7 separate regions of the Homo sapiens genome follow, and all the other regions are linked to region 7. A link is a loop called in an ENCODE intact Hi-C map of the cell type or tissue named here. Cell type or tissue: heart left ventricle. All regions are shown on one strand. Each heading gives the region's core, and the rest is flanking DNA. Links, peaks and the distances in the headings are about the cores only.

Region 1 (4,451 bases), core at 151-4,150, 440 kb after region 7:
CCAGTGATCCACCCTGCCAGAATGCACAATGCCGGCATTGATCATTCCCCAACCCACGGTACAGTTCAGTTTCCTCTGCTGCTAATTGGCCATGAGAGCTCCGTTATGAGGGATCAGAATTGTTAGTCTCTTCCTAATGATCTCTGTCTGGAGACCAACTTCATGACATTCTCCAATTAGGGAGTGCGGAGGGGGCAGGGCAGCGCTATTCATCTGCCCAGAACCCCCATGAAGTGACATGGGCTCATTATGCAGGAGACCCAAGCCACTGGTCCTGCGGGTCAGCACAGCCCAGGAGAGCCACGGAGGCAGGTCTCCCCCTCTCACCTCCCCAGACTCCCGGCTATCCTTTGCTCCCTGTGTCCTCCCTTCATGGCAAAGACTTTCCTTTGGTCAGGCTTGAAGGACAACACTCTGTCTTCTGCTAGCACACTCTGTGCTTTAAAAATTCCTAACTGGGAAAGATGACTTCTTTTGAGATCAAAGGCACACTCTCAGGGATGTTGGGGCAATGAGGAAGGTGAAAGCTACAGAGGAAGTCAAGACTGGTCCACTTCCAGCTCCCCATATGTGGAAGAAGAGAAGACCAAGGCCAAGAGAGAAGGGTCTTGCTCAGGGGGGGTCCCCAGCACTTAGACAGGAAGACTAGAGCCCCCCACGTCATTCCTGCTTCCCTTCTCCTCACCCTAACTTCAAATGCAGGCTCTTTATCCTATGTCCCTGTTCTCCCTTTGGACCCAGCCAGCTTCTGGATTTCTTCCGCCACTTGGCTTATCGTGCAGTGGACAAACCACACGGCTACACTTGACAGCCAGAAACTGGATCATAAGCTTTGAGGGCAGGATCCATATCTCCCTTATTCTCTGCTGTGTCCCAGGACCTAGCATCTCACCCACAGTAGGAACACAGAATTATTCAATGAGTGAATTAATTAATTAATGCTTTAACTTTAAAGTTCAAATGTAGAGTTTCAGAGAGGAACCCAGAAGGGCTATTCAAAGAAATGAATATCCAACAGTGGAAATTCAGATATTACAGAGTCTTGGGAGGTCAGTTGGGCATTAATTCTTTCCTCACAAGAGTCTGCTAATTACTTTTCCAGGTTTTCTGCTGAACAATTTGAACTCACATTCGACATAGCTTTCCCTTTTGTCTCTTTCTTAATATCTCAGCACAACTCCTGCTGTGGGGCATTGTTAAACCTCAGGCCTGGAGGGTTTGGCGATGCGCGGTTAACAGCTTTGCCACCTGGGGATGGCATTATCTCTGCCAGCCTCTAGCTGACTTGCTCTGGGTCTCCTGCTGGGAGACAAGACCAGGCTGGGACAGGCCATTCAAACAGCTTGAGAGCAGCTCTTAAGACAAACCTCGGACTTAGCTAAGGTACCTTTTTTTTTAGGTCACTTTGAAGAAATCTTAATGTTAAAAAGATTTACAAACTAAAAACTTTATAATAAAGTGTTGTCAAAAATCTGTAACAAAATCTACATCAAGTCCTTATGGTGTCTGGAACATAATAAATGTGCAATACATGTGAGCCCGTAGATCTTTTCTATCAATACTCACTTGAAATAGATTAATCCACAGTCTAATAGTTAGACCCAGTCTGATGCGCATAAGAAATGTTGCTATATCTTTTGTTTTGTTTTTACAGATTTTCTTTTGATTAGGTTATCTATTTGATGGGAAGGGAGGAAAGGCCTAGCATTTTCTGCACCCACTGTGCACCAGGAACCATGCTAAGTGCCTTACATTTCACTATGGCATGTGCTTCTCTCTATGGGCTTCAGGGAAAGGCTTATTCTCCCATTTTCCAGATGGGAGAATTAGACTCAAGATCTCAAGATCGTTAGACTCCAAAGCCAGTACTCTCTCCTTTACGTGGTATTTAGAAGTGAGCCCAGCTATGGGAATGCTGCCTAGTGACCACATGGTCACTGCCAGCTTCCCTGTCCAGACCAGCCTTCCCTTGGCCTGAGATGTGCCATAGTGCCTCTCAGAGGACACCATCACGTATTCCTGTAGTGCTTGAGTGTCACCAACCTGGAGACGCCGTGGGACAGCACAACCAGGGAAGTCGTAGAGAACCCAGGTGCCCCTGGACATTCTAAAGACCATCATCTGAGAGACTGCTCGGAAATGCAAAGCTCACAAAACATGTCATTTCCTGTCTCTAAGGTATTGAATACAAATATCATCTCCTTTTATCTCCCATCTCCAAAACAGTCCCCTCGGGTTGTGTCTCTCTCAAGTGCTCTGTAAACTTCCCAAATTGTCAGCCGGTCCCAGGAGATGCTTCCATCACACTGGGTGATCATCTCATGATAACTTCCGAACTGGCCTCCTGCACTGTTCACGGGTCTGGGTGGTTACCCGCGCAGCAGAATCACTCAGCAAACGCTTGGATGTGCACTGACTTTGAACGGCTAGAAAGTTCAGGGGCACCACCTGCCTCGGAGCTGCTGCATGACTCGGGTCTGAGGTGTCCCCTGAAATCTTGGGGACAGGCACTTCTTCTGCTGGCGTCAGACAGAATGTGGTCTCCCCACAGGGAGCCCAGTCCGATTCTGCAGAGCCCGGCTCGGCCCTGCTGGTCTGCGGGTGCCCTTTGCCCTCGTGCACACAGCGACACCTGGTGGTAAGCTGGTGAACCGCCGGGACCCCAGCGCTGTTCCTCAGCTCCATGCTGGGCTCCAGCTCACGTGCGCTGTGTGCACCGAGGGACTTGTCCTGGCACGTGCACACCCAGTCTTGTGCACCACCGAGTACTCCGTTGTGACAAAGTTATACTCAGTTATGTATGTCTTCTTCCTGCTCTGTGCAGAGAGCAGTCCCGTGGCCTCAGTCATGAGTCATTTGTCTGTACTCATTCTCAGAGGGGAAGAAAATGAGCTGTTTCTAACTACGTCTATCGTCACCACCCCGATCGCCATCCTTACTGCCATCAACCACCACCATCCCTGCCGTCACCACTACCATTGCCTCCACCACCGTTAGCCATCACCACCGCCTCACCGCCATCATCCCCACCACCCCTCGATGACCACAGCCACCTTTGTGCCTTTACTACTGTCACCCCATGCACTCTGTCGCTCCTGTAGCAGGGGCTAACTCCTCACATAGCAGCAGAATTGGGCAGCCCTGCCCGCTGAGGTTCCAGGAGGGAGGCTGAGGGCCTCTTCCACAGAGAGTGCTGTGAAAGGCTCTTGGAAGGAGGGCAGGAAGGACCCAAGAGAGCAAGGCAGAGGGAGGATGGGCCTTCTCCAGCTCCTAGCTGGCAGACAGGACAGCACGAGGTACCGCCTGGATGCATTTAGGACTGAAGTTTCTGCTGATGTCAACGAATGCTGGAAATGTCCCAAGACCCCAGTTCAGGACTGCGCCTCATCCAGGTGAGCAGTGCAGAGCAGTCAAAAGGGGCCAGGAAACAAGCCGCCCATTCATTCGTGCAGTCCAAGAACAAAGCCAGCGGGCCAGCTCCAACCTGTTGTGACAGAAATACCAGGGGATCTTTTCTTTTTCTTTCCATTTCCCCCAGGCAGCAACTGTACAAATGAAACTTCAAAACTAGAGCTCGGCCGTTCAGAGCCTGCACAGCACTGACCTGTTTCTTGTTCATTTAGCCTCATTCTCTCAGAAGACAGAAAGCCTCATTCATCAGAACAATCACTTCAGCCCAGAGGGGCTTGGGTGTTGTTTCTAAGACATTACAACTTGCAGCCATAAAGGAAAAATGAAATAAACGTGGCAAGAGTTTTGAAGTGGTCTGAATGACCCAATTAAACACATATTTTCAAGTCAAACACACCTTTCCTAATGTAGAGATAGAATTGTTAAATTTCACAAATTACCATGCTCGATAATTGTCTAAGAGTAATTTGTGTAGGATGACACTGTTTTCTATTTACTCTCATTCCCTAGGTGATGTCTTCTAGTCCCATGACTTTAAAATCTTCCATTTCTACATCTCCAGGGACACCTCCCTCCTTGATTTTCCCCACTTAGACACGTAATAGCCATCCCATTCTTAAAGTAGTTAGAACAAATTCTTTGATTTTTTTTTTTCCTTCCAAACCTGGTCTTGACACGTTTTCCCCCTTTTAGTAAACGGTAAACAGCATCCTCCTCATTGTTCAGCTGCAAACCTACACAGTCCTTCTTACCCCGCCTCCTTCACTCACACTACCCTCCACTGTCTCACCAAGCCCTCCGCTCTTCCTCAGTGCCCCCCAGTCCAGGCCCGGCTCTCTTGCTCAGACCTAGGCTGCCTCCCTGCTTCTCCTTTTGCCACATTTCTGTCAATCCTCCACCCAGCAGCCAGCATGCATTTGAAAGAACATAGATCATATCGTACCACTCTCCTGCTTAAAATCCACCAGTGGCTTGTTACTACACTTAGGACACAGCCAGAGCTCCCCACCCAGCCCTGCTGCTCTGTCCCCAACTCGCCT
Region 2 (4,451 bases), core at 215-4,214, 760 kb after region 7:
CCAAGTCACATAGCCCACAAGACACAATGTCCTGTGTTCAGAAACAGTTCCAGAGAGATACCAAACTTTCTTTGGCATTTCTTCAGAAACGCTTGTGCCTCTCCCTCTCCTCCTACTCCTCACCATTGTACTCAGCCTCGCTCTTTCCACCTCCCGCCCACAACCTCCATCACCCGCAGCTGTTTGTGATGTGAATCAGCAGCCCCAGTTATTTCTCCTTTACCCGTCACCCGGACTCTCTATCCACAGAACAAAAGCAGCAGGCTCACCTGGGAGCTTGTTAGAAATGAAACTCCAGGACCCCACTGAAGACCTATGGAATCTGAAACTTGGAGGGCGGGCCCAGTCATCTGTGTAACCAGGCCCCCAGGGGATTCAGATGCACACTCGAGCCACTGCTTTACCTCAAAGGAGAGCCTGGGAGCTGGTCCACAAGGAGATTCCTCCCACCCTTTCTCCTCCACCTCTCCTGTGTTGTCTCTTCTGCCCATTTTCCAGATTGGGCATTATAGAAATCTGCAAAATAAGATGACCAAGACCGAACTTGTAGACAGTGATGAATGCCAAGGGGCAATCCTCTTTGAAGGAAGGGGGGAACCCTCATACACCAAGAAATCTTGTCTTTTTTTTTTTTTTTGAGACAGAGTCTCGCTTTGTCGCCCAGGTTGGAGTACAGTGGTGCAATCATGGCTCACTGCAACCTCTGCCTCCCAGGTTCAAGCAATTCTCATGCCTCAGCCTCCCAAGTAGCTGGGATTACAGGCACCCGCCACCACACCAGGGTAATTTTTGTATTTTTAGTAGAGACGGAGTTTCACCATGTTGGCCAGGCTGGTCTCAAACCCCTGACCTCAGGCAATCCACCTGCCTCAGCCTCCCAAAGTGCTGGGATTATAGCATGAGCCACCACACCCGGCCTTCTTGTCTCTTTTATGCCATGCATATTTGGCCTCTCCACCACAAGTTAGGCAAGGAAATAAAACTGGGCCTCAGGAGCCTCACACGGAGCCCAGGCATTCTGAAGCTCTTCCTCACTTTTCTACAGCAGATGTCCAGGATTCAGAGGCAAATCGCTGCTTTCTAGGAGTCTCTACCCACAGCTACAGAACTCCACCTTGAACAGGGGTCAGTGTGTTGTTCCTGCTCCTTGCTGAAGCTACTAATAGGATCACACGAGGCTGAGTCCATTGGACTGGCTCAAGTCAAAAGGAAAGAGGGACCTCCGTTCCTCCATCCAGGTGGGATGGATTCACGTGTCACCCCAGGGGCAGGAAGCAGCACTCCCTCCCCATCCGGGGACTATGACCATGTCACACGGGAGGGCGGTACATCTTTGGTTCTTAGGTTGACTTTCTACCTTGTTCCTCTGGAGCCTGGGCTCCTGGTGGGGTAAGGACAAGAAAGGCCAGGAGGCTATGGTAACTCGGACTACTTATGTCTGGGTCAGCTACTCTGCACTTTAAAGGGCAAGTTGCACACCTGTTGTGAGCAATACCTTTGTTCTTCCTGTCTTCAGTGCCTTCCGCATGCATCATCTCACATGCCGGACAGGCCTGGTGTTACCCCCGTTTTACAGGCGAAGGAACTGAGGCTCCTATAGGTTGTCTTTCTCAGTCAAAGCACAGTCCATGATAGGCATCTCCTGGGAACTTGATAGAAATGGACTCTTCGCCGGGCATGGTGGCTCACACCTGTAATCCCAGCCCTTTGGGAGGCCAAGGCAGGTGTATCACGAGGTCAGGAATTCAAGACCAGCCTGGCCAAGATGGTGAAACCCCATCCCTACTAAAACTACAAAAATTAGCCGGGCGTGGTGGCAGGCACCTGTAATCCCAGCTACTTGGTAGCCTGAGGCAGGAGAATCGCTTGAACCCGGGCAGCAGAGGTTGCAGTGAGCTGAGCTCGCGCCACTGCACTCCAGCCTGGGTGACAGAGTGAGACTCCATCAAAAAAAAAAAAGAAAGAAAGAAAAGAAAAAAAATGGACTCTTCAGCCCCACTCTGACCTGCTGAATCAGAATCTGCATTTTAGCAAGATCCCCAGGTATACTGAGAAGCACTGGGCTGGGATCTACCTGAGGTCTGGGAGCAGTCCAAGATTCTTCTTTTTAACAGTGATGTCATACTTTGGGTGGTAAGGACCTAAGAGATTAGTAGCAAAAGGCCTACTTTCTTGCTTGAGCCCCTGCTTGCTAGCTTGAGGACTCTGTTAAACCATACTTATTTTGCTTTTAGCTACCCAGAAGGAGAGGAGGTGGCCGTCTGTGTTCTCCAAACTTCTGGGACTCCTCAAGGAGTGAAGTCTGATCTACGCACGGAACCAACCACCACGGCAAAGGAAGAGCGATGGCGCCCCCATGTGGCAACACAAGCACTGCGATTTCACACAAGACCAAATCAGAATTGGCCGGAGGGGAACGTCAGATTCTTAGGGAGTGTTACTCCAACTAATGCTACACTCAGGGCGACTTCTTGGAAGGCAAAAGCCCCATAGTCTAGCCATACAACTTTCCAGAAAAGTAGCACTCTTCAAAACAGCTGGCATTAAAATTCTTGGCTCTGCCATCCACCCGTTCTGTGAGACTCTTTCCTCATCCCCAAAAATGGAAGGTCTGATGACTTCAAAAAGAGTTTTACCGTTTTTCCCCTCATTGAAAATAATAGAAAACAGTAAAATACTGCATTTCTGCCTTCAAGTATTCACTGAGCGCCTTCTCCATTCCCTGCTTCTTGCCGGGCTGCACGGAGGCAGCTGTAACCCAGGCAGAGTCCCTCCTTCAGTTGTGGGATGTAGAAGACAAGGACAGGACCAGTCACAGAGGAAAGACCTTCACTCATGCTGCGGCCTCCTTTACCACTGCATGGGCCCTTTCAACTTTCCTAACCCAGACAGCTCACCGGCTCCTCATGGCAGCCTTACACGGGTCCTACAAAGCTCCCCACTGGCACTCCTGAAAGGTACCCTATAACTGGAACCATCCTTTTGTGGAATATATACTGACCCAGCTCATCCTTAGAAATCCTTTGCTGGGATTTACATCCTGGAAGCTGGGCCACTGACTGGTCTTCCAAGACCATCTGTTTCCAGCTTTCTCTTCTGCAAGCATTAGCTGAGTCTAATTTAAATAATAGATATTTTAAAATACATTTTAAAGTTCATGTAGAAAAAAAAATGGGAGACCTCCAGTATGTGGTGAGTAAAGGTCTGCTTACTTGTGATAAAGTACTTGCAGTGCTTTCTCTCCCTCAACTGATCCAGGACTCCAAATCTAATAGTCCATCTCGCCCTTGAAGGATGTAAACCCAGACACACTAGTGAACAGGCCCGATAAAAACACAGCTTTCTGTAGTCTTTTCTGTGTTGTGTTTGAAGCTGGCGAATGCCACTTACGAAGGGAGAGTAAAGAGTCTCTACTCACCCTGTCCTAATGACGTGTGCTGAAACTGGAGGAATAAGGTCAGGATTAGCCTGGCACTTGCCCATGGATATTGAGCAAATCTGGAAAGCATTCTGTATTTTTTTAAATACTCTGAGGTCTTTCCTTCCCTGATCCTCCAGAAATTTACACCCTCCTTTATCTTTCCAGATGTGTTGCTTGTACCTCAACTTGGCCATTTTCCCTATTTGCCTCCTAGACTGATGCTTAAGAAGTCACCTCTTTAGTTTCTACACTTCTTGCAATATCTGCTCAAAATAGCAGTTCACAAAAACAGTGGCATTCCAGGTTAGAGGGTCATGGCCCAGGGCTGCCCCAGCCAAAGCCAAGTACATCCAAGGAATGTACTGGCAACTCCAAGATTCCCAATGGTCTCAAGTAAGTGGTGGGAACCATCCCCATTTACACACAGGACACTGCCCAACCTCCTTTCTCGCAGACTGATGCCTCATTTCAGAGGCCAAGCTTCTTTTTTTTTTTTTTTTTTTGCTTTTTTTTTTTTATTTTTTTTTTTTATTTTTTTTTTTTTAATTTATTTTTTTATTGATAATTCTTGGGTGTTTCTCACAGAGGGGGATTTGGCAGGGTCATGGGACAATAGTGGAGGGAAGGTCAGCAGATAAACAAGTGAACAAAGGTCTCTGGTTTTCCTAGGCAGAGGACCCTGCGGCCTTCCGCAGTGTTTGTGTCCCTGATTACTTGAGATTAGGGATTGGTGATGACTCTTAACGAGCATGCTGCCTTCAAGCATCTGTTTAACAAAGCACATCTTGCACCGCCCTTAATCCATTTAACCCTGAGTGGACACAGCACATGTTTCAGAGAGCACAGGGTTGGGGGTAAGGTCACAGATCAACAGGATCCCAAGGCAGAGGAATTTTTCTTAGTGCAGAACAAAATGAAAAGTCTCCCATGTCTGCTTCTTTCTACACAGACACGGCAACCATCCGATTTCTCAATCTTTTCCCCACCTTTCCCGCCTTTCTATTCCACAAAGCCGCCATTGTCATCCTGG
Region 3 (4,451 bases), core at 237-4,236, 96 kb after region 7:
ACTGGATCACCAAATAATAGAGAAGTTTATTGCCAGGACCTTCTATAGAAACTTGTCTTGATCAAGACCTCTCACAAACTAGGAGATTTACCCATTATTTGGCAAGAGGTAACTGCAAGGTATATGTTTCCTCTGCAATTCCAAGAGGCTCAATCAAGTTGTGCTTTTCTTTGTAGTGAATGGTGGAAGGAAAAGCAACATTTTTTTTTTGTCATTTTAGAAGAAATATACCTATACATTCTAGACTATTGCATTCTTAGAAACTTCACTTATGTGTCAAGTCTTTGAATTTGTGCAAGATTTATCATCCATTTTCTGGCATGCATGTCTTGCTAAAATATGTATGGTTCTTAGTCCTGCTCAAAAGGTACAATTAGCCTAATAATATCAATGTAACAGACTACCGTGATTTTCTATGAGATAGCAAAACAATTAAGGCTATACTATGACAGAGAATAAGAGGGTAGATAATAGCTTTATCTATAAGTAGATAAGATGGCAAAGGTATACTGCCATCCCGGCCATGTGAAAGCAAATGGCTTTTATTATAAGATAAGAGTATGTTTCAACCAGCAAACAAATTTTAAGAGGATTTAGGGATTCAATGTTCTCAACTACGTAAGTGTCCCTATCCCATGTATCAGTGTCTTAGATTTTGCTTATCAGTGACATGACCTTAGCACAATGTTTCTTAACTTCAGCACTACTAACTTTTGGGGCTAAATAATTGTTATGGGGGGCTATCCTGTGTATTCTAGGACGTTTACAGCATCTTTAGCCTCTACCCACTAGATACCAGTAGTACCCTCTACAGTTGTGGCAACCCAAAATGTCTTCAGACATTGCCAAATGTTCCCTGACAAGCAAATCACTTCTGATTGAGAATCGCTACCTTAGCCTAAGAGCCCTGGCAAAGAGGCATATTCACTGGTACCACAACTCTGTAATCCTCATACTTAGGCTTTATGCTTGATCTTCAGCCGTATCTGTTCTGCAACTACAGATGATGAGAAACTCCTTCAAAACTGCCAAGAAAGTCTTCCTGATTTCCAACTATTCTTTTATTCAGGAATTCACTGTTTTCATTTTGTCCTTCTCTGTGTGTGTTCTCTCTAGAGCAGTCAGAAGCGGTTAGCGTATCCCAGGGTTTTCATAATCACCATTGCTCTTATAGTGACAAAGTGCCAGAGCCACTTCAGGTCTCAACACTTCTTTTTCTTCCACCTGCACTCCATCATATGCCATGACCAGTGATAATTTTAATCGTAATGCTACAGATGATCACTATCCCGTCTACCCTTAGAAGCTTGTTCTTGCTCTCTACAAATGGGTGAGTAACCCAATCTTCAAATTCTATTTTTAAGGCCTGCTTCCTGGGGCCAGTTCCAATACCAATTATTTTAAAAGTCAGGAGAAAAGTGACACACTCAAAAGAGTAATTAAAGAGAGGTTAATGCAAGTACTATTTATAAAGGCATGAGCAGGATGAAGGGAACAAACAAAAAGAAGATGAAGCACGCAGGAACTAGTAAGAACAGTAAGCTGATACCTTCTCTAAACTGAAAGAGGAAAGGAAAGAAGCTGTTACTGGGACCCAAAGAAAGCTGTACGCAAGGGAGAGAGGTCTATCACGTTGTTGTAGTCTTAGGTAGAGAAATGTGGCTCCTGTTAAATTGCTGCCTAGAAGGAGAGTAGGTAAGGGAATAAATACTCTGTCTTCTCTCTCTGTCTACCCTCTAATCACCTGGTGCCTCCTGTTGGCTGAACTAGAAGCCAGAGGTGAAGGAAACCCATATTTGCAATCTATACAGGTCAGTCTCCCCAGGCACAGAGCAGAGCATTCTTCTTAGAGAAAAGCAGAAAGAAATATCGAGGACAAATCAAGACAGTGGCTGAGCAGGGTCATTGCTCTTTCTCAACTTTTTTTTTTTTTTTGGTCATATGAACTTATTTTGTAGTACTTTAATCTTCCAGTCCCCATAAGAATTTTTAAAAATCACTTAGTCATTCTTGAATGGTATATAATGAAGGTAAAATTGTAATTAAAAATTTGAGATCAATATTGTTAAAGTTTGTGTTATAATTTTTTCCCATAAATAGCATTTAGTAATATTAATTCTGTATTAGAACAAATTAAACTTTTTCCCATTTAACAATTGATAATTTAATAATAATAATAATAGTTAACATTTATTTTGTGCTTTTTATATATTAGGTGCCATATTAAGTGCTTTACAGGCATTAGTCAATTTAGTTTCTTTTTAATTAGTTACGTAAGGAAAAGCATGCTTTGCCAACAAAGAAATTATGACATTCGTTGGTGCTATGGTTTGTGTGTGTCCCTCAGAGTTCATTATTAGAAATTAATCCCCAATGCAACAGTGTTGAGAAGTAGTACCTTTAAGAGGTGATTAGGTCATGAGGATTCTGCCCTCATGATGGACTAATACCATTATCTTGGAAGTGGGTTTGTTATTGCAGGAGTGGATTTGTTATAAAAGTAAATTTGGCCCTCCCTGGCTCTCTCGTGCACATGTGTTCTCTTGCTTTTCTACCTTCCTCCATGGAATGACACAGCAAAAAGGCTCTCTCTAGGTATGGCCCCTTGAACTTGAACTTCCCAGCCTCCAGAGCTGTGAGCCAAATAAATTTCTGTTCATCATAAATTACTCCGTTGGTGGTATTTTATTATAGCAGCACAAACTGGACTAAGACAGTTGGAGACTGAATATATATTAAAATGCAGATTGAAATTTAACTACATGATTCAACATCAAATGGACAAAAACTACTTTCATGACCTGGTATTTTGGATTCTTGCATTTTGCACTAAAAAACACAAATGGTTTATTTTTACAACATTTGCATTATGTTTTAAATGACAAGATAAGAGAGATGGCCTCATGCTGTTTTTTGTAAACACTTTGCCACAAATAACATATGGCATCTATGAGCAATCTTTATTTCCAACAAATGGAAAGCCAAATTGGATATAATTGTCACTATATTTTCTTCTTTAAACATTTTAATTTTGCAGTACTAAAGACATCTAGATGCATTATATGTGATTTCTGATCAGATGGATGCAACTTACTTACCTGGCAAAAATCATCCCGGGTTATTTTGAAGAATTATTGTCCTTTTTGGCAGTCTTCATTAATTTATTGTATGTTAGCATCAGTGTTTCTATGCTTTCTGACTCTAACCAATGATCCATTGTGAGTAGAAATTAAATAATGTATAACTAAGAATAAGAACATTTGAAAACAGTATAATGATCAAACCCACTATGGCAGTTAGCACTTGTTCAGCTAAGTTACAAATTGATTACAAAACTGATTTGTTTGCAGGTTCATCTGATCTTCACAAACTGCTATTGCTCTCTTGATGTACATTAAAGAGATCTTTAATTTCTAAAGAATTAGTTTAGGAAGTCCTCACCAGAGCAATCAGGCGGGAGAAAAAAATAAAAGGCATCCAGATTGGAAAAGAGGAAGTCAAATTATCCCTGTTCATTGATGATATGATGTTACATCTAGAAAACCCTAAAGACTCCACAAAAAAAAATCCTTAGGTTTGATAAATAAATTCAGTAAAGTTTCAGGATACAAAAAAATTAATGTACAGAAATCAGTAGTGTTTCTATACACTGATAAGAATCTAGCTGAGGACCAAATCAAGAAAGCAATTCCATTTACAATAGCTACAACAGCAACAACAACAAAACTAAACAAAACCTAGAAATATGCTTTACCAAGGAAATGAAAGATCTCTATAAGGAGGACTACAAAACACTGATTAAAGAAATTGTACAAGACTCAAACAAATAAAGCATCCCATGCTCATGGATTAGAAGAATCAATATTGTTAAAATGACCATACTGCCCAAAGCAATCCACCGACTCAATGCAACCCCTATCAAATTATGAATGTTGTTTTTCAGAGTCAGAAAAAACAATACCAAAATTCATATGGAATCAAAAAAGAGCCTGAATCATCAAAAAACCTCACCAAAAAGAACAAAGCTGAAGGCAACATATTGTCTGACTTCAAATTATATTACAAGGCTGTAGTAACCAAAACAGCATGGCACTGCTATAAAAACAGACACATGGATCAATGGAACAGAATAAAAAGCCTAGAAATAAAGCCACCCTCTTACAATCAACTGATCTTCAACAAAGTTGACAAAAATATACACTGGGGAAAGAACATTCTATTCAATAAATGATGCTGTGAAAATTGGATAGTCATGCAGAAGAAGGAAACTAGATGCATACCTCTCACCATATATAAAAATTAACTCAAGATGGATTGAAGACCTAAACATAAGTTGAAACTGTAAAAATCCTAGAAGAAAACCTATGAAAAACTCTTCTGGACATTGGCCTAGGCAAAGAATTTACGACCAGGTCCTCAAACAAACAAAACAACAACAAGAATAACAAAAC
Region 4 (4,451 bases), core at 259-4,258, 320 kb after region 7:
ATTAAGACCCAATGGGAAAACACAGAATTTTCAGTCCTGTTTTGGTTCTTTTAAAAATAAATTATTGTAAAGATGACTTCTCTCATCTGTCAATGTAATGATCCCATACCTGGGGTATTCAAAATATTCAAAATGTGTATGGAGGAAATGGTAAAAGTTAATCATTTTCACAGTACCTGTCTGTGGTGAGGTTTAATTATCACTTGACATATTTCATGGTTTAAAATGATGACAGTTTAAAATAGAGCCAGAGAGAGCCAGAAAAATCCATTCATTATCATGTGTCAGGTGCTACATTGGAATAACCCCCAAATACAGATGGTCCCTAGACAGATGATTCTGCAGCATTTTCTGATAGCTACAGATGTCCCTGCTACTGAAACCCAGACTGAGAATACCATTCTGACCCTGCCGTCAATATGCAGAGGGTGCTTGGGTGAATCTAGCAGCGCGGTTTGATTCTCGTACCGCATCGCAGATGCTAAACTCCCCCATGCTCTCTCCAATCCAAACCTCTCACTGGTCTTCTGCAGAATTTCTAATGAACAAGATAATTCATTGTGAGTGTGCTTTGAATGAATGAATGAATGCTATTTAAACTACAAGGTGACAGATATTTCCATGTGCCTCTTAGGAAATTGCATGCCTTTCCAAGAAGACAAGGTTGAAAAGCAGCTTGTTGTTGTTGAATAAGCTCAGCACTGTCTGTCTGTTTAGGAAAAAATAAATAATTGTTTCTTGCCCACGAGAATTCTGGAAGTGGAGCTGTCCAGAGCTGACCCGTCTGTCCACATTTCAAATTTCACTTTGGAGAGTCCTGGGAGAGGGAGCAGATGAAGCCATTTCAGAAATGTAAATGCTGTTTGACATCTATTAGCTCAATGCTCATCCATTGCTGACAGCAGGATCCATTAGGACGCGAGTGTCATGGATCAGAGACATTTGAAATATAGCGAGAAACATGCTACCCGCAGCAGAGGCCCATGTAGATGACTTGAGAGAGCACTAGATGTGCCCACCACTGTGGTCCAGGCACCTCCCCCCCATCTCCCCAGGCTCTCTGTCTGGATTTCCCAAAGGTCAGCTGCGTAGCCAGTCTTCACGACTGCACTCTGTCCACCAAGCAGCCTGCCTGAATGCTGGGCATGGCGGTGACCATTCCCTCCTTGCAAGGTCGGGCTTGCTTCTAGTCTCTACCATTCATGGAATCATCCAAATGATCCAACTCCAGATCAAAGGCCCCACAGGGTCACCCCTTATTTGTATAGATGAGGTAGGCTTGAACAGGTACAGTGACGTGCCTGAGGTCCCAGGGGGCTAGTGAGTAGCAGAGGAGGGATTTGGGGCTCTAAGCCAGTGCTCTTAGTTCTCAGGGCTCTCTGGGTTGTTTTTCTTGCTTCCTTTCCTTGCCTCCCACCCCTGAGTCCAGGTTCTCCCTTCTCTGTAGGGTGGCACAGTGTCCAACATATCCCAGAGACTTAGCCGCCATATCCTAGTGATGGGGGTCCTGGCTAACTGAGTTTTCTAGTTAAGTTCTATGTTTTGACTTTCGTTTAAGTTATTTCTAAGTGTTTTGTTTTCCTGCCTTAGGGGATCGGAGATTATATGGGAGGGGGCACATGATGACAACTGTTGTTATTAAAGCCTCCACCATATGCCATATGCTATGCTAAGTTCACTTATTTTAACACTCACAATAGTCCAATGTAGCCAGATAGTGTGATATTCTGTTTTAGAAATGAGAAGACACAGCTTTGAAAGGATTTGTGATTTGGTTTGCTGGGCGTTTCAGTAAGTTGGTGACTTATTTATTGACCTCACTGTACCTAAATATTCATTCCTTTGTGGTGGGATGTCCCTGTGTCTTGCTACTGTAGCTTTGCTAGGACCCTTGTCCTGAGGACTCTCAGCTCTAAGGCAAGTCTGCAAGGTCACTTCTAAATGGACAGTCCTTGAAAAGCTTAGGAAGAGCAGGCGCATCCATAGCTGTGCTTGATGGGAGGGGAACATGTGGAGGACAGAGGGAAATGGAAAAGAAACGTCCGAGACAAGACACTGAGAAGATGCTGCCATGCCTCGGAAAAGAGGGGAAGATGCTGGTCCAGGCTATTAGTCTTGGACAAGCCTAGGCTTCCTCCCTCTTGATACAGACTGTGGGTTCCGGGTACCGCGGGACTCACCCTCTCTCCCGCGCCCCCTGGAGGTCAGAGGGAGAGTTACGTTTTCCAGGCCCAGAGACCTGATGGCAAGAGACTAAGTAGCCGCTGCAGTTGGAGCACAGGGAACCGCAGGACCAGGAGACTTTACCCAGAGGTCGCTTGCCCTGAACCCTACAGTTGAGAATTCTGTGGCTCTTCTACCATGTGCAAGTGTCCAGAAAAGACTTGCACACATATATCTCTCCTATCTGCTGCTAATTCTTAGAACACCCACTGTTAGGGCTTCATCCCCTGTTTCTTTATGAATACCCCCAAAGTCACGTTGGGTCCTGAAAGAACAGCTGAACTTTCGTTGAGCCACATCATCTCCTACCTGGAAACTCACCAAGCCTGTCTGCCTCTTCATAAGAAAAGTAAGACAGGTTTCTCCTAAGACCCTTGAGCCCGATTTCTGTTCCATATTTGTTTCATATGACAGGTCTCAAACTGGTGGCTCGTGGGCCAGATTCAGCCTGCAGCCATATTTTGATTTATACCATCTTGGCCTGCAGAGGTTTTTTGTAAACATAAAAATATTTCAATATGAATGAGTTGCCATCGTTTGAAAATAAGGGCATTTTACCAACAGATTCAAATATCCAAATATACAGATGATCTTGGAAAGCAAAATGCTTTGATAACCCTGGGCCCACATGACCTCATGGCAGCAACAGGCTTGGGTGAGAGCAGCCGTGTCTCTGAAGGGAATACATGCTCTCCTGCTTTTCCACAGTCCTCACCACTCCCTAGTGCATTCCTCATAGCGAGACTAAGTGTGTTAGATACAGTTCTGTAGAATAAATATGACCAAGTAGAAATTCCAGAAGACCCATGCTCCTTAAATTACTTGTGTGGCCTCCATAGACATTTGAGTTTTCAATCCCTGTTTTGTACTAAGGTATAGAACTTGTTAATTATGGACCAGTAGAGTCAGATGTCAGTAAGGAGATGGGGGAGAGAGGAAAGTGGAGGGCAGGAGGGAAGGTGGGGAAAATTAGAGTAAAGGCTGAAGCAACCCTTTACCTCCTCAGCCCTCCTTGAATGTCTCTAATGATGCTGGTGTCTAGAAGTGGGTCCTTGCTTTAGGCAGTTAAATCTTCCATCATTCTATCTTATTTTTTGATATTTGTGCCTTAATCTATAAATATTCACTCTAGGCAGTAAATTTACAAGCAAGGTTCAAGCTTGGTAATTAATATTTGTGCCTCTCTATGTAAGTTATGTCTTTAAAATGAGGCAATTGCTTTAAGCATTTAAGACATTCCGCGTATATTGCAGAGTAATTACTTTCCAAAGATATTTCCAACTGATATTTTGTTACATCTAAATATACATTTACAGTACTCAGTAGACCAGAATAGCTCTAATTTATATATTTGGTCCACTGGGTTAGAAAAAGAGACATTTTAAAAGTATGTTTTTAATCAGTGTGTTTATCCCAAAGATACTGTTGGCTCCTCCAGAATCACACGATTTTATAAAAAATAATAAATGTGGTGTGTTCTCTGAGCTGATTTAGACTTTAATGAGAGATGACATCTCAGCGGAGCATGAGCATGGCTAACTTTTAATCCGGGCTCCGAAGTGTTCTAGAGCTTGGAGGAACTTATTAACTCCCTTGGTGTCATTTTCTTAATGTACAAAATTCAGATGATAAACAGTTACTGCCCTTGTGCAGTGAGAATTAATGCTTTCTGAGTCGCAGTATTGTTTTGATAAAATAGTCTTAATTGTTTGCTTTGTACATTTTCTGCTTTATTATTTTTATTATTTCTCTTGCCTCTGTAATTGGTCGTTATTGGGTTCCCATTATTTCTTTATTAGTCATTTTATAAAAGCTATCTTGTGATTTATCCTCCCTCCCACACTTGCTGTTCCCCCAAGTATCGTAAACAGAGGCAAGACCCAGGCAAACAAAGCTGGTGGTATTGTTGGTTGCTTTGAGTGGCTCGCCCGTTGTCTTTAGGATGGTTCATTCCCAATTGCTTGACTGCTATGAAAGAACTTATATGAATCCCAGGAGGTTTATTAGAAACATGTTCTAAGTAATAGTAAGAAAGTTGGATTAACAGGGTCTGCATGGAAACTCTAACCTCCCTCCCTAAAGGAGGAGAGGAGCAAGATGAGTCTTTCCAGCTTGGGGCAGGCATCGTAAGTGTACAATGACCACATAATATGGCACACTATATAAAAGGACAAGAAAATCATCGCTCATACAGTGAAAAGAAGCCAAACTCCATTCTACCTAAAAGT
Region 5 (4,451 bases), core at 115-4,114, 75 kb before region 7:
CAGGTAGGATGGTGTGCCTGGACACACCCTTGACCATATCTTGTCCTGATTCCACCATCCCCTCTCTCTGCCCTCCCACCAGCTTGCAGAGTCCTTTTCTGCCTTGTATCCATTGTCACTGGCAGGATGATGATGTTCCTTCCATGGACAGGCTTAGATTTTTGAGGAAACCCAGGTGTGTGTGTGTGTGTGTGTGTGTGTGTGTGTGTGTGTGTGTGTGTTTTAAGGGAGGAAAAGTCTATGATATGATGGTCAGAATTAGTTACAATGAAATAATAAAAGTTTGTGGATTTAAAAATAAAACAATTGGGTCTGGAAAATACACTGTAGAGGAGGTTCTCTAAGTGGAAATCTGTGAATGCTGTGGCATTCTAAGTTTTCAGTTGGAAAGGGATTACTGAGTTGGGAAGCTGTATCCTGCCCTGGAAGCTAAGAAGGCAGAGGGAAGCCTGATCTGCTACCAACTGAGTGGCCATCAGAAATGGGAGCTGCAACCTTCCTGGGTGATGGTATAAGGCCTCTTTGCTCTCTCAGTAGAGCAAGTATGAATGCCAATCAATGAAGGGCACAGTGTTTTCCTCATCAGCCCTTCTGCATGAAACAAGGAAACCATTTGATAACACGCCAAGGCTCACCAGAGAGGGAGGGGACTGAGGCTTCAAAGTGATGTGTTAGATTCTTTGGGAATGTACCAGAAGGGTATAGCTTCCTGACTCAGTAATCCCATTCCAACCAGAAAACATAGCATGCCACAGAGTCCACAGATTCCAGTTAGGCCAGGGAGAAAGGGAGTCCATAATTACTTCTGATAAAAGATACATGAATAGCCGGGCACTGTGGCTCACGCCTGTTACCCCAGCACTTTGAGAAGCTGAGGCGGGTGGATCGCCTGAGGTCAGGAGTTCAAGACCAGCCTGGCCAACATGGTGAAACCCCATCTCTACTAAAAATACAAAAAATTAGTCAGGTGCGGTGGTGGGTGCCTATAATCCCAGCTACTTGGGAAGCTGAGGCTGGAGAATCGCTTTAACCCGGGAGGCGGAGGTTGCAGTGAGCAGAGATCGGGCCACTGCACTCCAGCCTGGGTGACGGAGTGTGACTCTGTCTCAAACAAACAAACAAACGAAAAGATACATGAATAAGTAGGGAAAATTCATGAAGGTGTGGCCAGTATTGGATAAATGTATCCAAAGCTTTCTGATGGACCAGATTTTAAGAAAAGGATTTTCCTGGTACATAAACTGCTCAGAGCCTCCAAGAGTTTGATTCTTTCCTTCCAGCTCTCCTGGCACAGCCAGAGGAGGGTTTTGTGTGATTGGCCCTTGAAACATTATTACAATCACTTTGTGGCCTCCTTCAGCTTATTTTTAATTACAAGGTCTATTGCATTTTTAAATTATTAACTCTGACAATTACTTATCTTGGCATTTTCTTATCTCGATGAAAATGAAAACAGCAAGGTCATGTTAGCTCACTTGAGGTTTCGGTCTGCTGCAGCTTAAATTGAGCTGAATAGATCAGCAAATGTTTGCAGTGCGGGGACCAGCTGAGGTTGCAGAGGGTCTGCTCAGGGAACACGGGCAGAAAGAACTTGGCAACACAGAGGCTAGTTCAAGGGCGTTTGGGGCCCAGGTGATCGGAGCCCGTCTGTGGAAGTGGGAGGTGCCCTTGTAGGTGATGATGGCCCATAAGCAGCTTCTTCCCCTCAAGAGCTCTGCGTACATCTCCCCTGGGATAGACAGCCAGAGGCAGAGCCCAGAAGGCGATAGCGACCCTCTGCCTCACAGTAACTTCTTTCTCTGATCTTCTGTGGTGGTCCTCACTCTATGACAACAACAGCAACTAAACGATAACAATAAGTGACTGTTACTGAGTGCTTACTGTGTGTCTAATACCTTGCCCACGACACTTGGCAAATATCCATGGATGCTGGGCACTGCAGGCCCTCATCGCCATGCTGCCTTCTGTCCAGCAGGGGGTAGTGTGACTACACCATAAAGGGGACCTCCTTCTTTACCTGGGTTCTCAGGAAAAAGCATCTTCGAGTTTCTGCTGGATGCTGGAAGGATGCTTCTGGCAGTAAGTCCAAATCTCCGACAGTGAGGGCAAAAGAAAGCATGATTATCGGCCAGGCGCGGTGGCTCACGCCTGTAATCTCAGCACTTTGGGAGGCTGAGGTGGGTGGATCACCTGAGGTCAGGAGTTCGAGACCAGCCTGACCAACATGGTGAAATCCTGTCTCTACTAAAAATACAAAAATTAGCCAGGTGTGGTGGAGCATGCCTGTAATCCCAGCTACTTGGGAGGCTAAGGCAGGAGAATTGGTTGAACCTGGGAGGCAGAGGTTGCAGTGAGCTGAGATCATACCACTGCACTCTAGCCTGGGCGACAGTGCAAGACTCCGTCTCAAAAAATAAATAAATAAATAAATAAATAAAAATAAATAAAATAAAAATAAATTAAGAAGAAAAGAAAGTACGATTGTCATAACTCCCCCAATCTCAGGGCACCTGCAGGTCCATTAGTCCCAACCTGAAGTCCTTTGTTGTTCAGTCCCCAGCTCCACTGACTCCTCCAAGGGCAAAGGGCAGGCATGAACTTGGAGAAATGGCTTCGGCCTCAGTGGACAATGCTGGTACCACGGTAGGGTCCTTGGCAACATGCCTCCTTAGAGATACACAGACGGTTCCTCAACCTGAGAGCCATTTGGTGGGAAGTACAGATGGGGTGCACCCATCCCCAGATGTGTTATATGCATTAGCTAATGGGCACTGCTGTTGAGAGACTGCTTGGCCATTTGGGGCAGCTGGCTCAGAAGGCACGTCCCTCGGATGTCTGCAGCTTCTCAGCCAGAAACCCGTGAAAAAGTTCCATCTTTCCCATAGGCTGGGAGCCAGTCACACCCTGGGTATAATGCCGAAGGAGAAGGGAGCAAGACTGCTGGTGGGACATGGTTGTCCCACAGCAAGACTGTTGGTGGGACAGGGCTCCGACTGCCCTGGCCCTCTGCAGAGCCTCCTGAGTAGGTAAGGTAGTGGCTGGCTCTCTGCTCTGGATGATTTCTGTTGACCCAGTTCTGGGAGTGGTTTCATGGCTTGGGGAAGAGCCAAGAACTTCACAGAAAGGACTACACAGAAATTCGTGACAGCCCCAGGGCCTGCTTGGGACTCTGAGGGCTGAATTTTTTTTTTTTAAATCTTGGGGAGAGAGTTTTGGTTATGGTCCCCAGCAAAGACAGCCTGGGAGATTTCTTCTACCAGCCTCCGTGAGGAGTTCAGATCCTGGGTCCCTCAGCACAGTCCACATCTGAGGCTGTAGCTGTGATGAACTTAAAAATCAATGCTGCCGCCCAACCCCTTGGCTTCAGAAGTGCCCTTGGTTCAAATGTTCAAAGCAGCCCTGAGTTATCTTCGCGGCTTCTCCAAATTCCTCCACTACTCTAGGCCCCGAGGAAGGAAAATGTTAATCCATCTCAGACTGCCAACTCCCCCAACCCCAACCCCAACCCCAACCACCCTCCTTCTGCTAGGCTGGAAACTTTGCAAACTGGAAAATGTCTGTGTGCTGGAGGCCAATGCCCCTGCTCCAGGCCTCTTGCTCCCCGACCCCAGGCCTCATCCCAAATCCAGTCCTCCCTGTAAAGTTCCAAAGCTCAAAAAGCTGCTTGCCTGTGTGCAGGCGGGCACGCGATGGTGGTGGGAAAGCACAGATGCATCTGTGGGCCTCTCCTCTGGAGAGATTTGCCTTTCACTGCCTGAGATGCAGCTGAGGAGGAAATGTTCCCTGATTCCTGACCTGGTAGATCAGCTGGGGCCATTGTGTGCTCTGGTTTATAATATTAATAGGAATACTAATAATACCTGCCATTTCTTGAGCACTTTAACTAGGTTCTTCACCAGGGTTGTTCAATTTAATTATCACAAGAGCCCTATGAGGTAGATGCTATATAGAATATAGTATATATAAAATAATATAACTTTTTTTTTGAGATGGAGTTTTGCTCTTGTTGCTCAGGTTGGAGTGCAATGGTATGATCTCGGCTCACTGCAACCTCCACCTCCTGGGTTCAAGCAGTTCTCCTGCCTCAGCCTCCCAGGTTGCTGGGATTACCAGCATAACTGGCTAATTTTGTATTTTTTGTAGAGACGGGGTTTCACCATGTTGGTCAGGCTGGTCTCAAACTCCTGACCTCAGGTGATCCACCTGCCTTGGTCTCCCAAAGTGCTGGGATTACAGGTGTGAGCCACTGCGCCTGGCCACTTTTCTTTTTTCTTTTTCTTTCTTTCTTTCTTTTTTTTTTTTTTTTTTTGAGATACTGTCTCATTCTATCACCCAGGCTGGAGTGTAGTGGTGTGATAACTGCTCACTGTAGCCTTGACCTCCTGGGCTCAAGTGATCCTCCTGCCTCAGCCCCCTTTAGTAGAGATAAGGTTTCGCTATGTTGCCCAGGC
Region 6 (4,451 bases), core at 120-4,119, 110 kb after region 7:
CTATGCACTTATTACCCTATGATCCTTCTCAACTAGCAGCCAGATTGAACCCCTTAATATGTGGGTCAAATCAGGTCCCTCTTCTGCTTGGAATCCCCAGTGGCTTTTCTGCCACACAGAGTAAAAGCCACAGTCCTATGATGGCACGGCTCCATGTGAACTGGACCTGCAGACCCCTTCTGCATCTTCTGCTACTGTCCCCTCCACCTCACTCCTGCCACCCAGGTTCCCTGGTGTCCTGGCACATCCCATCCCAGGACATTGTGCCTGCTCTTCCTCCTGCCCGAAATGCCTTGCCTGAGGTGTCTGTGCATCTCCCTTCCTCTCCTCCTAGAGTCTCCTCCCAAACACCACTTTCTCAGCCTGACTAAAATTATAAGCCCGCTCTTGCCAGCTGCCTCCTCCCTACTTAACATGCTCTGCACTGTATTGCTTACTGCCTGTGTATTCCACTAGAATGTAAGCTCTGTGAAGGCAAGAAGTTTGTTTCTGTTGTGTTGCATTTTGCTTCTTGTTTTGTTCATTGTGTGTTGCTGCAACCTGGGACATAGTAGGCATTCAGTAATATTTGTGAAATGGATAAATGACAGTGACCAAACAGCTGTGAAATTTGCCAGAGATTTTCTCCCTGGGAAGAGAAGATGGGCTGAACACAGTTTGATGAAGAGAGACAGTTGTGAGAAAGAACAGGGTTGTTTTATGCTTATACCCGCCAGGTGCTCCCCTTGGAGTCCAAAGCATTGTGGAAGGTGAGTCTCAGCTCCCAGTGCTAAGAAACAGTCCTCCTGTAAAGCAGAGAGCTGGCTATGATCTACATGGAGAAGGGTGCTTTGGGTAGTGATGCTGGGGCTGGATTTTGAAGATGCAAGTAGAAGCCCATCAGGCAGAAAAAGGGGAGTGCACATTTATGCCAAGATTTGAGGTATGCTGAAATGTGGGTGAGGTCTAGAGTATGTGTGAGAGGTGGTGGGCAGGGGGAGGAGAGGATGTGAGGGTCTGATGGAAGAGGTGCTTGAGTTTTACTGCTTTGGGTTTAGGGCCATTTCTGAGCCAAGAGAGCTGGTGGAGGAAGGATAATGGTGGTATCCTGTCTATAGCAGGTGGAGGGGCAGGTTCATTGCTGCTTTTATTGTCCCGGGACCAGCTCTTGGTCATCAGAATGTTTAGAGAGAATAAAAATGATATTTCCAGGCAACTGGGACAGAGTGAGAGTGCTATCCTGGGTGTAGGTTGATAACAGCTCACAGCTGCATCCCTTTCTAGGAATTGCCCTTGGCCAAAAGGAACTGCATTGCCCAAGGGGTCATGGAAACTTAGAAAGAAATGGTTGCCAGAAGGAGGGAGTGATGGGTAGAGAAGGAAATCTGAGAGTTTCCATGGAGTTGGCAACGAAGAGGTCATTGGTGACTTTGGCAGGAGGAGCCTATGAGGAAGGGTGAGGTCTGGCTTGCAGGGGGATGGAGGCCATGTGGGAGGCAATGAGGAGGAGGAGCAAGAGCTGGGTCTTGAAGGAAGGGTGGGAAGTGGGGTATGGGAAGACCTGCCAGACAGAGGGGATAATGTACACGAAGGAACCCAGGCTAAAATAATCCAGTTTGACTTCAGGGTGTGGGGGAAGGTGGGAGGGATGGCTGGAAAGGTGGATGGTGTCCAGGAATGTCTGTCTTAAACGGTAGGCTCTAGAGTTAGAGCAGAATCAACATGTTGTCTTCACACGTCTGAGCTCCACTGGGCTCAGGATACTGCCCTCTAGTGAGCACTGGGCATTTTGTCCCCAGAGCGTGGACCTGACAGGTATTTTGACCATGGTCTCTTGGGCTTGGTGTTTATGAATGCAGACATAGTGGGTTTTCTGAGGTGAGCCTCATTAAACTAGTTTAATTCCTTCATCAGTTTTCTATCCTGTCTAGTAAACTTATTTGTAATACTAATTTTACTAAAATTATTTCAAAGAATTTAATTCTGTTTTGTGTAAACTATACAGGGAGGATTGAATACATCTATCAAACTATCCATTATAACTTCTGCCATTGTGAATTTTTGTGTGGCCATTGTTTCTTTCAAATCCAATTTACGTGGACAAATATTTGCAGATCTAAATTTTATTAGGACATTTTGATCTTTTTATATATATATATCTTTTAGCTCTAACAAAGTGTGCAGTGTGGAATTTTAATCATTGTCAGTTCTATTTCATAGCAATTATACCTTCTAATAAACTTCATTATGACTAGGATAAAAATTGATAGTTTGTATTTATTTTCTTCACTAACTTATTACAAAATGAAGACTAGGCTCCCTGAGGTGGTTCCGGTTTGCTCTCTTGTCTAGAGTTGGATGATTGAATTGTAAGTCAAATTCTCTTGTCTGACTCTGATTACTTTGTATGCTGTGTATAAGTTGTCTCCACTGTTGGCGGAACATGGGGCTGGGATATCCTCAGGGCACGAATGGTACAGCAGAGCTTCCTGCCTGGGTTCCCCACTATTAGTCATTATGCTAACACTCACAGCCATTTTCTTATTGCAATCTCCTTTTTTATCCTATTTTATAGAGGCTGAAACTGCAGCTTAGAGAAGTTAAGGGGCATAACTGGGACTTGAACCTAGGCTTATCTGCATTTAAAGTCCATAGTTTAAACACTGGGCTGCACTATGGTTCACTGTATTGGTGTGCCCAGACAGCCACTCACTACCTGATGCTATGCAGGAATGGGGAGAGTTGGTTATGGTCACAGAATGTCTGGGCCAGACCTTCCCTGCCACTACACACACACACACACACACACACACACACACACACACACACACAGAACAAATGTGGACCCACAAAGGCCCAGGGGAGAGAAGGGATAAGTCCAGGCAGGGTCAAATAGTTATTGAGTGGTACAGCTGGCTGGAACCATGTGTCCAGTCCCCTGGCCAGCCCCTAGTGAGAGTTACCACCTGGCTTAGCTCAGTTTCCCATATAAGTGTCTGTGAATCTTCTCCAGCTCATCGAGTGGCCAATTTGATGGGGGAACCAGGCAATGTGAGCCACCTGAGATTAGGGACTCCTGGGTCCCACCCTCCCTTATTTCAGAGGAGTTGGGAGAACAAGCATCAGTGATGAGGGCTGTTAAGTCACTGAGTAGAAGTAACCATGCCTGCCAGTGGACACATGCCCATCTGGGGCTTTTGTGACTCTCAGCAGGGTCCAATTTTCATTTTCTGGTTATAAGGAGCCAAAAGAACCCTCCAGATCTCATTTCCCTGTTTGCAAGATGCAGAGCAGGGAGCAGAGGAGAAGGCTGCCCCTTCAGTTTGTGGGCCTGGGAGCAAGTCTGGTTTGCCTTTATTGTGAATAATGCATACAGGTAACTTTGGTCTTGACCACAAAAAGACTTTTTCTTTTTGTTGTTATAACATATTTACATTTTCTGATTATATAAGGGTAGCTGGTTCATTGTGGTGTAGTTTTCTTTTAAAGGGGTTATTTCATAACAACCATTATACTTAGAATCAAAATAGTATGAGAATCACAAAGAGGTCTTGTTTTTTCTTTTCTTTCTTGAAAATCCACATTCACATGAAGAAAGAAAGTGTGGGGCTCAGAGCGCAAGAAAATAACTGCAACTTGACCTCATTAGAAGGGGAGAGAGCTGGTCGACCAGTAACAGGCTGTGGTAGCTTTTCTCTGTGTGAGATTCTGGGGTGTCTGTGCTGGCAGCACTGACCCTTGACCCCCCTGCCCCCTATGACCCCTGCACAGTGACAAATGATCACTGTTATATAGGCAGTGGAAGAGGACTTTCAGAATTCCACATCTCAGTTATTTTCCACGAATGCTAGGAAAGGAAGCCCTTTAATTTAATTTAATTTAATTTAATTTTATTTTATTTTATTTGAGACAGAGCCTCGCTCTGTCGCCTAGGCTGGAGTACAGTGGCGCAATCTTAGATCACTGCAACCTCTGCCTCCCGGGTTCAAGTGATTCTCAGCCTCCCAAGTGGCTGAGATTACAGGCACCCGCCACCACAACTGGCTAGCTTTTGTATTTTTAGTAGAGACGGGGTTTCACCATGTTGGCCAGGCTGGTCTCAAACTCCTGACCTTATGAGAGGGGGATTGTGGCCAGGCAGTTACTGGGAAAACCTATAGGCTCAGCCATAGTGCCCGTTGCCTTTGCTGCCCTCTCTCTCACTCCCAGGGGTCTGAGCCAGGGGCCCATAGTGCTGGCTTAATCATAAGCTGCTGACTTCGCTCTTTGAAGCTGGAGATAGATAACTCCTTTGGTTTTTAAGATTCTACCCAAAATGAGGCCCACAACCAAGGATCCAGTCCTGACAGAGTGTTTTGAGCAGGTTGGGCAAAGGCAGGCCCAATCCCTTCGCCTGTCTAGGTTTTTGGTTGCCCTTTCAGCACCTTCTATGGCTTAGCATCTCAGGTGGACAGCATCTCCAGTGTGCCTGG
Region 7 (4,451 bases), core at 327-4,326:
TGATCCTCCTGCCTTGGCCTCCCAAAGTGCTGTGATTACAGGCAAGAGCCAAGTAATAACAGTGCTTGGCCAAATTTGTAATTTTTTTTAATGACATATAATGTAGGGCACCTTTTTATATGCTTATTTGGCATAGCTTTGATGAGGTGTCTGTTGAGGTCGTTTGTCCACTTTTCAGTTGAGTTGTTTATTTTCTTATTGTTGAGTGTTAAGTTCCTCCTGTTTTCAGCCCCACCTATGTCTCTGCCTTCTGAGGAAGTTGGTGCTCTCTCAATTCCTGGGTTTTCTGGATTCTGAATGGACTCACTCATGCAAACTGAGGCTTAGGTTTCAGCTCCTTCTGATCTGCTAAGTCAGCTCTTGCGTCTGCTTTTCAGCATCCAAAGTCTTGTTGATATAACTTGTTTTCTACCATGTTCTCTCTTCTTTGTCCTTGTGGGTTTCTGTCACTTTAAGATACTGCTATTTTAGAGGAATTTTTTTGGGAGATGGGGATTGATATCAGTTTGTACTCCCATCGGCGACGTATGAGTGGCCTGTTTCCCCACACCGGTAGCATGTGTTCTCAACCTTTTGGGTTCTTGCCAATATGGTGGGTGAAAAATGATTCTTGTGTCTCTATTTAAGAGCTAAGAAACCATTCTGTTCCCAGGAGCCTCTCTAGCAGACTTGTTCTCCTGAGCAGTGTCTCCTTGGCCAGAATTTTGCTAGTCATCAGCAAAAGGAATGCAACTGCCCTAATTGGTTTAAGGTTAATCCAGCTTCACATCCTGTTGTGGGGCTGGGATACAGGCCAGCCTTCTTGCTGCATGGATGCCTGGACAGCACCAGGGTTCTGTTAGCAAGGGAGATGTGGTTTGTGGTTGTGTGTCTGTGACTGTATTCCTGCTCTACCCACCTGCTAGGGGCCTTGGCCTCCAACCTGTGCCTCCAAGGTCAGGCAAGGCTGCTCTTAGGTGTCCCCATTCTCATGTGGTCAATGCCACTTGGCTGCCTGTGATGAGAGAATGGTTTTTGGTTGTGGAAATAGCCTGTTTGATGATCAGATCTAAGATATTCGTTGTATAAACCAGGTAAGGGAAGAATCTAGGCTTTAGAACTGGGCAGACTGGGTTCAGATCCCCACTCTACCACTTATTAGCTATGTGACTGCTTAACCTCTCTATACCTCAATTTTCTCAGTAGTAAAACTGAGCCAGGAACTTCTATCTCAGTCCTCATCAGGAGACTGAGAGGTTTGTCTATAGCATGTCCAGCCCAGGGCCTGGCACATAGTGAGTACTCAGCAGGGGACCACCCTGACTCAGGTCTTCCACCTTCCAGAGGGCAGGGAGAATTCTACCAGCTCTGCCCTGGGTCATGAACTCATGGGGGATGGTGATGGGGAGGCTCAATTGTCCCTGTGTCCCCAGACTGAGCACATGGCCAAGCTCACAGAAGGAGCTCAGTCTCTTCTTGTTGAGTAAATAAGACAACAGCAATAAATTAGGGCAAAAGCAGCTGCTGCACATCCTAACAGCGTTCGGCATTCTCGGCCATATTGAGGGAGAATTTCCCCAGATACCAATCTGTATCGAATCATTTACACATGCCATGCCTGCTGATGACTCGCGCTGTTTATCTACAGCATCAGCTCCATATTGATTTATCAATGCCCATTTTGCACAAGGATCAATAGCTTAATTGTATCTCGGGCCAACATGGGGAATACAACCTGTTTGCGATGTAGAGAGCAGGCCTGAGTTGAGAGCTGCCAAAGCCTTTGTTTGCTCCTTGTGAGTCTTCCTGCACACAGTGCAGCTTTAATGGCCAGCATCCAAGTCCCGAGTGACCAGCCATCGTCACTGTGCTGGCCGAGGACCGTTACTTCACCCAGAGGTCAGGACCAGGAGGGACCTGGCAGCTGTGTTGGGTGTGTAAAGAGATCTGAGTGGATGAGGAAGAGGGCTTTGCCTGCTCATGGCCAGTCATCTGGTGGGAAGTGTTGGGGGTCTGTAGCTGACCTGGGCTTCTGTCTTGTGACTTATCCCATGGTGGATGTCACCCCATTTAGCTCTGCCTCCTTGGTCATTTCTCTTGCAGATTGAACATCTCGGAGCAGGGATGCGTTTTGTCTTGTCTGTTCCCCCAGGGTCTGCCACATACAGAGTAAGGGCTGGCTGAATGCTTGAGAATAAAACACACTGTTTTCTACTTTTTCTTGTGGCGATTTTATTAATAGCGGGTCTGCGAGAAGGTGGTGAGGCTCGGGCAGTAGGTGGCGCTCTGTCAAAAGTCTGAGATCCAAGCCCAGGCAGGAAAGCCCGTCGCACGCAAGGGCTTCGAGAATCTACCCAACTTCAAAATTAAACAGGAAATGATGATAAAGCGTTTCGTATTTTAAAAATCTTGACATGATATTGAAAAGCTTTATTTTATAAATGTTAGGGAATTTCGATCAATCAAGTAATATAATATCCATTTATTAAGTACCTACTAAGTGCCAGGTACGGTATTAATTAGCGTATTCATTCTGATGGAGCCTTCCTTTTTATGTAACATGTCACCCATCGCCCCCATCTAATATTTCTATATTACTTACCTTTGAGAGGAATACATTGATGAATTGCTCTATTAAAAGAGAATAAAGATATTTAAAGTCTTTAATGGGAGAGGAATCACAAAGGAGTTTTTAAGATTAACTTAGAATTGTATAGAACGTTCAGCACATTATGCTAATTTTTTTTTGGAAGTTGAACAGCTTAGAGGGGAAAAGAATCAGCCTGTTCCCATCTTGTTGCAGAAGCTGGGTAATCTATGTCTCATCAATGTTAACAAATATACCCCCTAATAGCATTTTGTGTTCTTAACAGTGAGAAATGCTTCCCTGGAAAATATTATTAGCACTTATGTTATCTTACAGATTACACTCTTGATCAACGAGGGTCCCAGTAAAAATATAATGGCAGATTGCAGCTGATGGGCTTTCTGTTTTTATGTTAGAGATGTCATTATTTTGCAAAGTTGAAAGTATTTGAAAATGCACACAGGCACATGCATGCATGTGCACACACACACACACACACACACACACACACGCATGCATACATACCCCCTCCCTTCCCCACCCCCTGCCCCACACCTACCAGAGCCCAAGTTGGCTAAGAGCGTGGGGCTGGGACGGGTTGTAGTTTGCAGGTCCCAGACAACTTCCCTTCCATGTTAAGAAAGTTGGGGGAGCAGGCAGAGCATGGAATGGAAATGGTGCTACCTTCCCCAGGATGGTACTGGCCCGGCTCTCACCCTGAGCTCTGCATACTTGCTCACTGGCCATCTTCCAAACTGGGCTGTTGGCTCCATGAGGACAGGGTGCAGCGTGTCTGGTTTCTGCTGTTCCCTCAGCACCCAGCACTGTGCCTGGCACACCTAAAGGCCTCAGTAACCCTGGATGAGCCGAGGTACTAATATTTAATGTACAGGACAAGTGATCAGAGAGGCGGGCTAAATGTCACCCAGGGACCCAGCGAGCAGCTCCCCCACTGCCTGGGCCACCTTTTGAGGTCATGAACAGGATCCCAGGCTCTGGCTGTACTTGAGGGCAGGACTGTGGCCTTGGAAAGCTTACTGTAAGGACGAGCAGATGGCAAGATCTGCCTGGACTGGGACTGAGTGAGCTGGAGACGGCTTCTGGAGGAAGTGGGGCAAGTTATGAAGAAGAGGAGGGAAAAGTCTGAGAGCAAGAATGAGATTAGGGTGTGTGTTGCAGGCCTGAGGATAGGGCAGGGCAGGGAAGAACCTGACTTGATGCGAACCCAGGCTTCCGGGCCCCAAGGGATCTAAGTTCAAGGCTCCACTTTCCATCCCTTTTATCCTTGGAGGAGTGCTTTGGGCTTTTCTCCCCCCAGGAGCCTCTTCTCCTTTCTCAAAGGACCATTTCCCATCTGCAAAGTAGGGCATGCGGTCAGCTGTGTCTCTGCAGACTGTAGTGCTGGCCATCAGGGAGTCTGTGGACATGTTTCCACCTGTGTGTTCACCATGTGTGTCATGAAGTAGCTGCTGCATTTCCCTGAGGGTGGCTGTGTGTGCTGAGCAGGGAGGGAACTCCCCCAAGGAGCTCACAGTCCAGTGGAGGAAACAGAATCGGCTCATGGGATTATGTGGTTCAAGCGCCACTTCAGGAGTCTCATCCTTAAGTCTTTGTGTTCCCAGACCAAGTACACAGCTTGGGCCTCAGCAAGTCCTAATCTCAGTGAATCGAAGAAAAATCATAGGGGTGTTGGGGACTAAGAGTAGGGGCTGGAGCTGAGCCACTTCTTACTAGAAGTATGGGCAGGGTTGATAAACAGGAAGGGGAATGGCATTCTGGGCTGAGGCAGTGGCAAGGACAAAGGCTCAGAGATAGGAAAAGACGACAACGTTAGGAGTGATCCAGGCTGTCTTGCATGGGGTGCAAGAAGAGGGGCCAGTGCCTT

What was found. Peaks named below come from ENCODE experiments on the same cell type or tissue, not always from the same donor. Only the 100,000 strongest peaks of a DNase experiment are listed, where the experiment ranks them.
Region 1: it touches region 7 in a loop (7-fold over the local background); 79 of 110 quality-filtered maps call a loop at or near these places.
Region 2: a loop joins it to region 7, with 3 times the contacts of the local background. A loop is called at or near these places in 46 of 110 quality-filtered maps.
Region 3: a loop joins it to region 7, with 2.5 times the contacts of the local background. A loop is called at or near these places in 12 of 110 quality-filtered maps.
Region 4: it touches region 7 in a loop (9-fold over the local background); 28 of 110 quality-filtered maps call a loop at or near these places.
Region 5: a loop joins it to region 7, with 2.0 times the contacts of the local background. A loop is called at or near these places in 8 of 110 quality-filtered maps.
Region 6: a loop joins it to region 7, with 8 times the contacts of the local background. A loop is called at or near these places in 49 of 110 quality-filtered maps.

The regions. Positions count from the first base shown.
Region 1 is chr5:133,422,174-133,426,624 of GRCh38, reverse strand. The region is part of intron 3 of FSTL4 (follistatin like 4); the gene reads left to right. Among named protein-coding and RNA genes, the nearest start is that of MIR1289-2, 3.3 kb to the left of the region's middle. RefSeq lists enhancers at 2,474-2,768, 2,859-2,908. In heart left ventricle, for the core only: a CTCF peak has its summit at 2,627 (motif pointing left); a DNase peak (open chromatin) is centred at 2,604.
Region 2 is chr5:133,109,299-133,113,749 of GRCh38, reverse strand. It overlaps LOC105379178 (a long non-coding RNA gene), which reads left to right. Exons shown (of 3, transcript XR_948792.2): 3 at 2,235-2,682. Among named protein-coding and RNA genes, the nearest start is that of HSPA4, 60 kb to the right of the region's middle. In heart left ventricle, for the core only: a CTCF peak has its summit at 2,360 (motif pointing left); a DNase peak (open chromatin) is centred at 2,349.
Region 3 is chr5:133,770,742-133,775,192 of GRCh38, reverse strand. It overlaps a transcript of FSTL4 not described here. Among named protein-coding and RNA genes, the nearest start is that of WSPAR, 140 kb to the left of the region's middle. In heart left ventricle, for the core only: no CTCF peak of the experiment used is centred there; no DNase peak of the experiment used is centred there.
Region 4 is chr5:133,550,860-133,555,310 of GRCh38, reverse strand. All of the region lies in intron 3 of FSTL4 (follistatin like 4), which reads left to right. Among named protein-coding and RNA genes, the nearest start is that of FSTL4, 59 kb to the left of the region's middle. RefSeq lists a silencer at 2,193-2,272. In heart left ventricle, for the core only: a CTCF peak has its summit at 2,194 (motif pointing left); a DNase peak (open chromatin) is centred at 2,200; H3K27me3 peaks cover 1,384 bases.
Region 5 is chr5:133,941,969-133,946,419 of GRCh38, reverse strand. All of the region lies in intron 3 of LOC105379182 (a long non-coding RNA gene), which reads left to right. Among named protein-coding and RNA genes, the nearest start is that of C5orf15, 24 kb to the left of the region's middle. In heart left ventricle, for the core only: a CTCF peak has its summit at 1,970 (motif pointing right); no DNase peak of the experiment used is centred there.
Region 6 is chr5:133,752,044-133,756,494 of GRCh38, reverse strand. It overlaps a transcript of FSTL4 not described here. Among named protein-coding and RNA genes, the nearest start is that of FSTL4, 140 kb to the right of the region's middle. In heart left ventricle, for the core only: a CTCF peak has its summit at 1,748 (motif pointing left); no DNase peak of the experiment used is centred there; H3K27me3 peaks cover 1,141 bases.
Region 7 is chr5:133,867,164-133,871,614 of GRCh38, reverse strand. No RefSeq gene overlaps it. Among named protein-coding and RNA genes, the nearest start is that of WSPAR, 44 kb to the left of the region's middle. In heart left ventricle, for the core only: CTCF peaks have their summits at 2,049 and 2,248 (motif pointing right); a DNase peak (open chromatin) is centred at 2,274; H3K4me3 peaks cover 474 bases; H3K27ac peaks cover 358 bases.